Linked DNA regions of Homo sapiens: region 2 is linked to region 1. A link is a loop called in an ENCODE intact Hi-C map of the cell type or tissue named here. Cell type or tissue: mammary epithelial cell. All regions are shown on one strand. Each heading gives the region's core, and the rest is flanking DNA. Links, peaks and the distances in the headings are about the cores only.

Region 1 (2,918 bases), core at 1-2,500:
AAATATGCTCAGGTTTGGGGCTCTGCAGGCAGCAACATAAGCTGTTCCTGTTCTTCACTCTCTAGTCTGTGTCCTGGCTGTGCAGGTACCAGGAGGTCACTGAGTGGAGCCTCCCTCTCCCCAGTGCCCCTGTGCTCTCAGGACTCAGCCTCTGGGCCTCCCTGAAAGGCGGGGGCTGTGGCATCAGCAACTCTGGCTCCTAATCTCTGCTACTTCACTCAGACACAGGTCACTTGATCCTTCTGTGTCTCTGCTTCCTGATGTGACACAGAGATATTGACAACACAGCCCCTGCCTTTACAGCAGTGTTCTTATAGAGATTAAATTCAGACGGTCAGGGTGAATGTGCTTGTATGTGGAAGACTACATTTGTTGTCATCATGTCTCTTCCACGGCACTTATTTATTATAGCAGGTGAGTAGTTACTTGACTTCCTTGAATGCTAAGACTGGATTTTCTACATCTTTGTTTCCCCCATGAAATCTAACACAAAGCAGATGCTCAATAATTCCTTTAAAATTAATGAAGAACTGCTGAGCACAGTGGCTCACACCTGTAATTCCAGCACTTTGGGAGGCTGAGGTGGGAGGATTGCTCAAGCCCAGAAGTTCAAGACCAGCCTGGTGGGCAATGTGGCAAAACCCCATCTCTACAAAAAATTAGCCAGATGTGGTGGCACACGCCTGTAGTCTGTTACCTGGGAGGCTGAGGTGAGAGGATCACCTGAGCCCAGGGAGGTCAAGGCTGCAGTGAGCCGTGATCATGTGCCACTGCATTCCAGCCTCGGTGACAGAATGAGAGCCTGTCTCAAAAAATGATAATAATAAAATAAAATGAATGAAGAATGAATGAATGGATGAGTGAATGAATGAATGGATGGATGAGTAAACATAAGATTATACATTATGGGACCTTTTTGGTAAAAGTCACCACCCTATATGGAAATATTTAAATTCTAAGAGCATTTATCTAAGTTATTCCACCTTAATTATTTTGGAATTCTTGTAAGCATATTAACCTAATATACTTATTTATATAATTACTGAGAGATACACACACAAAACACATATATGTCCATATGTGTATATGTGTGTATATGTATTTCTCTGCCACATGTATCAAGCACCGGACACAGAAAGAAAGCTCAATAAAGACCACACTTAAAATACGAAGAGAATTTAAGCCAGGTGCTGTGGCGCACACCTGTAGTAGCTACTCAGGAGGCTGAGGTGGAAGGATTGCTTGAGCCCAGGATTCAAATCCAGTCTGGGCATGCATAATGAAATCCTGTCTCTAAAAAAGAAAAGAAAACATACAAAGAGAATGTATCGACAAAAATAGAAAGCCAAGTAATAAGAAAATGTTACTGTTTTTGTTCACTATTCTTTGGGGTTTCTCCCTGGCCAGTTGAGCTTCCCAGTTTCCTATTAGTCATAGTGGGGTTATTGATGCCAATACTGTTCTGTAAAGACTTCGAAAATCAACAACCACACCCTCAAAGCCTGGGAATTAAAGGACTCTATGAATAACAAGGAGATGCCCTGGCTGGGGAGGCTCCAGTGAGGGGGGCAGACAGGGAAAGATCTGCTGGACCCATCTGCAGTACACACATGTCCTACCTCCTTGTCACTGTACGAGATGTTTCGGATTTCATTCCACGGGAAGGAGATCTTGGGGGTCAGTCTGTTCTCAGGGTCATAAATGTGAAGCCCCAGGGCATCCACTCCAAGCAGCAGCTCTGTGCCCTTTTTATTCTGTGGATCCAATAAGAACAGCTACTGTAAGCGCCAGCTGAGGCTCAAAATTTTATTCAACCTTCCAAAGAATCTGGCACACACTGTCACATGTGACAAGTTTCAGCAGGTCCCAACAGAAGTCACAGCTGTCTTATAAACCAAGAAGATTTCAGCTTTCTGAATTGGGGCAGGTAGAAGCAAAACTGTTCCATTCTTGTGACTTCTGGGTCCCCCAGAACAATCACTGAGGGCTTCTGTCACTGGCTCGATGGCTAAAGGAAGAGTAACATAAGTGTTGTTCCCTCTGGTTAAATAAGCAGGCTATCATAGGTATAGAATTAAAGCCCATAGGTTTAGGCGGGGAGCAGTGGCTCATGCCTGTAATCCCAGCACTTTGGGAGGCCGAGGCGGGCGGTTCACGAGGTCAGGAGTTCAAGACCAGCCTGGCCAGCATGGTGAAACCCCATCTCTACTAAAAATACACACAAAAAAATTAGCCGGGCATGGTGGCACGCGCCTGTAATCCCAGCTACTCAGGAGGCTGAGCAGGAGAACTGGTTGAACCCAGAAGGCTGCAGTGAGCTGAGATGGTGCCCCGGCACTCCAGCCTGGTCGACAAAGAGAGACTTCGTTAAAAAACAAAACAAAAAAAACCCATAGGTTTAATGATTTCTTATATTTAAAGAAACCATTGTTGGACTACTAGGAAGAAAATTTTCAGTGCCTGGGGCTGGATGGTCTCATTTTATGATAAAATGTAGTCTTCATGTGATAAAGCAAGTCTGGTAAAATGTTAACTGTAGAATCTAGATTGTGCATATATATGGGTATTCACTGAAAAATTCTTTCAGTTTTCCTGTAAGTTTGAAATTTTTAATAATTGCATGATGGGAAATACATATCAAAAAGAATTCTATTCATCAACAAAGTTGTCTAAAAGCCGTACTTATGCTCTGCCCCTGACAGCGGTCCTGGCCAGCAGTCAGAGCAGCCCGCGGCGGGTGCCCTGGGCTCCCACAGCACTGAACCTGCGACGGACTGAGTGGCTGTATCTTCACGTGCAGGTCCACCCGCCAGTGCTGTGGTCTAGCCCTCATTTGGAGTGGAAGGAAACTCGCTGCACAAGGATACTACAGCTCCTGACCCCTTGACGATAATGGAAACTGAACCAAGACTCAAGGG
Region 2 (2,918 bases), core at 253-2,752, 53 kb after region 1:
CAATCTCAGCTCACTGCAACCTCCAACTTCCCGGGTTCAAGCGATTCTCCTGCCTCAGCCTCTCGAGTAGCTGGGACTACAGGCGCACTCCACCATGCTCGGCTAATTTTTGTATTTTTAGTAGAGATGGGGTTTCACCATATTAGACAGGCTGGTCTTGAACTCCTGACCTCGTGATCTGCCCACCTTGGCTTCCCAAAGTGCTGGGATTACAGGCATGAGCCACTGCACCCAGCCTCTTTTCTTTTTTTTAAGAGACAGGGTCTCACTCTGTCACCCTGGCTGAAGCACTGTGGCACAATCATAGCTCACTGCCTCCTCAACCTCCTGGGATCAAGTGATCCTCACACCTTAACCTCCTGAGTAGCTGGGACTCCAGGCTCACACCACCACGCCTAGCTGAGTTTAGATATAGTATGTATATTTTAGAGTTGGGGTCTCTCTATGTTGCCCAGGTTGGTCTCAAGCTCCTGGCCTCAAAGGATCCTCCTGCCTTGACCTCCCAAAGTGCTGAGATTACAGGCAACAGCCACTGTGCCCAGGTCTCTCTCTCTCTCTCTCTCTCTAATTATTTATTTATTTTTTAAGGGTATACTATCCTACCCAAACTTATATTTTTAAATTCCATTAGACTCATATTACCAAGCATATAAACAAATCACACATAACACGAAATAGAAAAAAACATTAAGACTTCCTTTGCTTTTGGAAAACAACTGAGAAACAACAAAATTCTTTTCAGAAATACAGAAAAAAATTGTTTTTATAGTGTAGCTAATATGCCCTCCTTAGACATTAAGACACTTTTCTGTTTGTACCCTTAATGCAGCCATATTTTTACTCTTTATAAAAATCAAGGCTCTCAATAAAAACAGTATCTCACTCACTAATCATTAAATTGCATCACTGAAAATGTAGTTATACACACCAATTTCTAACTTCTTAGAATACTCTGCACAATCAATTATAATCACTGAAACGAATAACTGCTCAAAAACGCAGAATGGCTTCAACTACACTATGATTTGGTAGTCAATATTCCTGTTTTCCAGTAAAAAGGAGATTTCATAAACAAACATTGGGCTCCTTAAGGTTTCATCAATCAAGAGAATCTTTCTGAGCAGCTTCTGAGCAAATGTTTCTTAACAGGCTGATCACAGATCTAGGGTCTTCACTCCTCACCATAGCACTGCCAGACACAATCATGTTAGCTTCGCCTCTGCACACCTATGGACAGTGTCAGGATCTATTCCACCAGCGACCTCTATAGCCAAAGATGGGAACTGGATCCTCAACCAGTGAACCTTTAACATCATATCTTCCATGAATTTATGCCCTCCAAACCCTGGTTCCACTGTCATAACCAAGGTCATACCTAGTTGATTAGCCCATGGTGCCAAATACTGAACTGAGGTTCCTGGTTTTATGGCAAGGCCAACCTTCATCCCATTCTCCTGAATGTCTTTAATCAAAGCCCCTGGGTTCTCAGTTTCCTCGAGATGAAAGATGTACTGATTGGCTCCTCTTATAGCCATTGGCTTTACCCACTGTTCTGGCTTGGACACCATCACATGCATGTTCATCCATTACATTCCGGTGGAGATAATCGACCCCAGAGTCTAGCATCCAGAGGCACTGGGCCCCTAAATTGGCCAGGTAGCATTGAGGATGGACAGGCCAATCTTGCAGCCCGATGCCATACTACTGGTTCCCAAGGGCAAGTTACCCCACGAGTCCCCTCAATTACTAATTTAATATCTTTACTTGTTATAGGTCTATTCAGATAGTGTCTCTTCTTGGGTCAATTTTGGTGGTTTATATCTTTCTAGGAGTTTGTCCATTTTATTGAAGTTATCTAATTACTTGGCATTCAACTGCCATTTTACTTTTTTTTGTATGTGTTTCACATCTTTTTTTTTTTTTTCAGGGCAGGGATGGAGTCTCGCTCTGTCACCCAGGTTGGAGGGCAGTGGCACGATCTCTGCTCACTACAACCTCCGCCTCCCGGGTTCAAGCAATTCTCCCGCCTCAACCTCCCAAGTAGCTGGGGTTACAGGCACCCGCCATCATGCCCAACTAAATTTTTGTATTTTTGTAGAGATGGGGTTTCACCATGTTGGCCAGGCTGGTCTTGAACTCCTGACCTCAGGTGATCCACCCACCTCAGCCTCCCAGAGTACTCCCAAAGCCACTGTGCGGTGGCTGAGGCAGGAGAATCGCTTGAACCAGGGAGGCAGAGGTTGCAGTGAGCCGAGATTGCCCCACTGCACTCCAGCCTAGGCAACAGAGCGAGACTCTGTCTCAAAAAGAAAAAAAAAATTAACGAATTCTTTCTTCACCCAGTTCAAATCTGTTATTGAGTCCTGAGTCCCTCTAGTTAATTTTTAAATTTGTTATTGTACTTTTTTTTTTTTTTTTTTTTTTTTTGAGACAGAGTCTTGCTCTGTTGCCCAGGCTGGTGTGCAGTGGCTCGATCTTGGCTCACTGCAACCTCCGCCTCCCAGGTTCAAGGAATTCTCCTGCCTCAGCCTCCCGCGTAGCTGGGACTACAGGTGCCGGCCACCACGCCTGGCTAATTTTTGTATTTTTAGCAGAGACGGGGTTTTACCATGTTGGTCAGGCTGGTCTCGAACTCCCGACCTCAGGTGATCCGCCCGCCTCAGCCTCCCAAAGTGCTGGGATTACAGGTGTGAGCCACCGCGCCCAGCTGTTATTGTACTTTCAACTCCAGAATTTTCATTTGATTCTTTTTTTATAATTTCTATATCTTTATGGATATTCTTTAATTGATGCAACAGTGTCATACCATCCTTTACTTCTTTGTCATCATATTTTCCTTTAGTATTGTGAATATATATAGTACTGTGAATATATATATAGGCCAGTTTGAAGCCTTTTTCATTAATTTGGCCCCTTGT

What was found. Peaks named below come from ENCODE experiments on the same cell type or tissue, not always from the same donor. Only the 100,000 strongest peaks of a DNase experiment are listed, where the experiment ranks them.
Region 2: it touches region 1 in a loop (6-fold over the local background); 1 of 110 quality-filtered maps calls a loop at or near these places.

What each region holds. Positions count from the first base shown.
Region 1 is chr22:29,660,041-29,662,958 of GRCh38, reverse strand. NF2 (NF2, moesin-ezrin-radixin like (MERLIN) tumor suppressor) reads right to left here. Exons shown (of 16, transcript NM_000268.4): 8 at 1,620-1,754. Among named protein-coding and RNA genes, the nearest start is that of NF2, 58 kb to the right of the region's middle. In mammary epithelial cell, for the core only: no CTCF peak of the experiment used is centred there; a DNase peak (open chromatin) is centred at 1,368; H3K27ac peaks cover 947 bases.
Region 2 is chr22:29,607,682-29,610,599 of GRCh38, reverse strand. All of the region lies in intron 1 of NF2 (NF2, moesin-ezrin-radixin like (MERLIN) tumor suppressor), which reads right to left. It also overlaps the pseudogene RPEP4. Among named protein-coding and RNA genes, the nearest start is that of NF2, 5.5 kb to the right of the region's middle. In mammary epithelial cell, for the core only: a CTCF peak has its summit at 1,265; no DNase peak of the experiment used is centred there.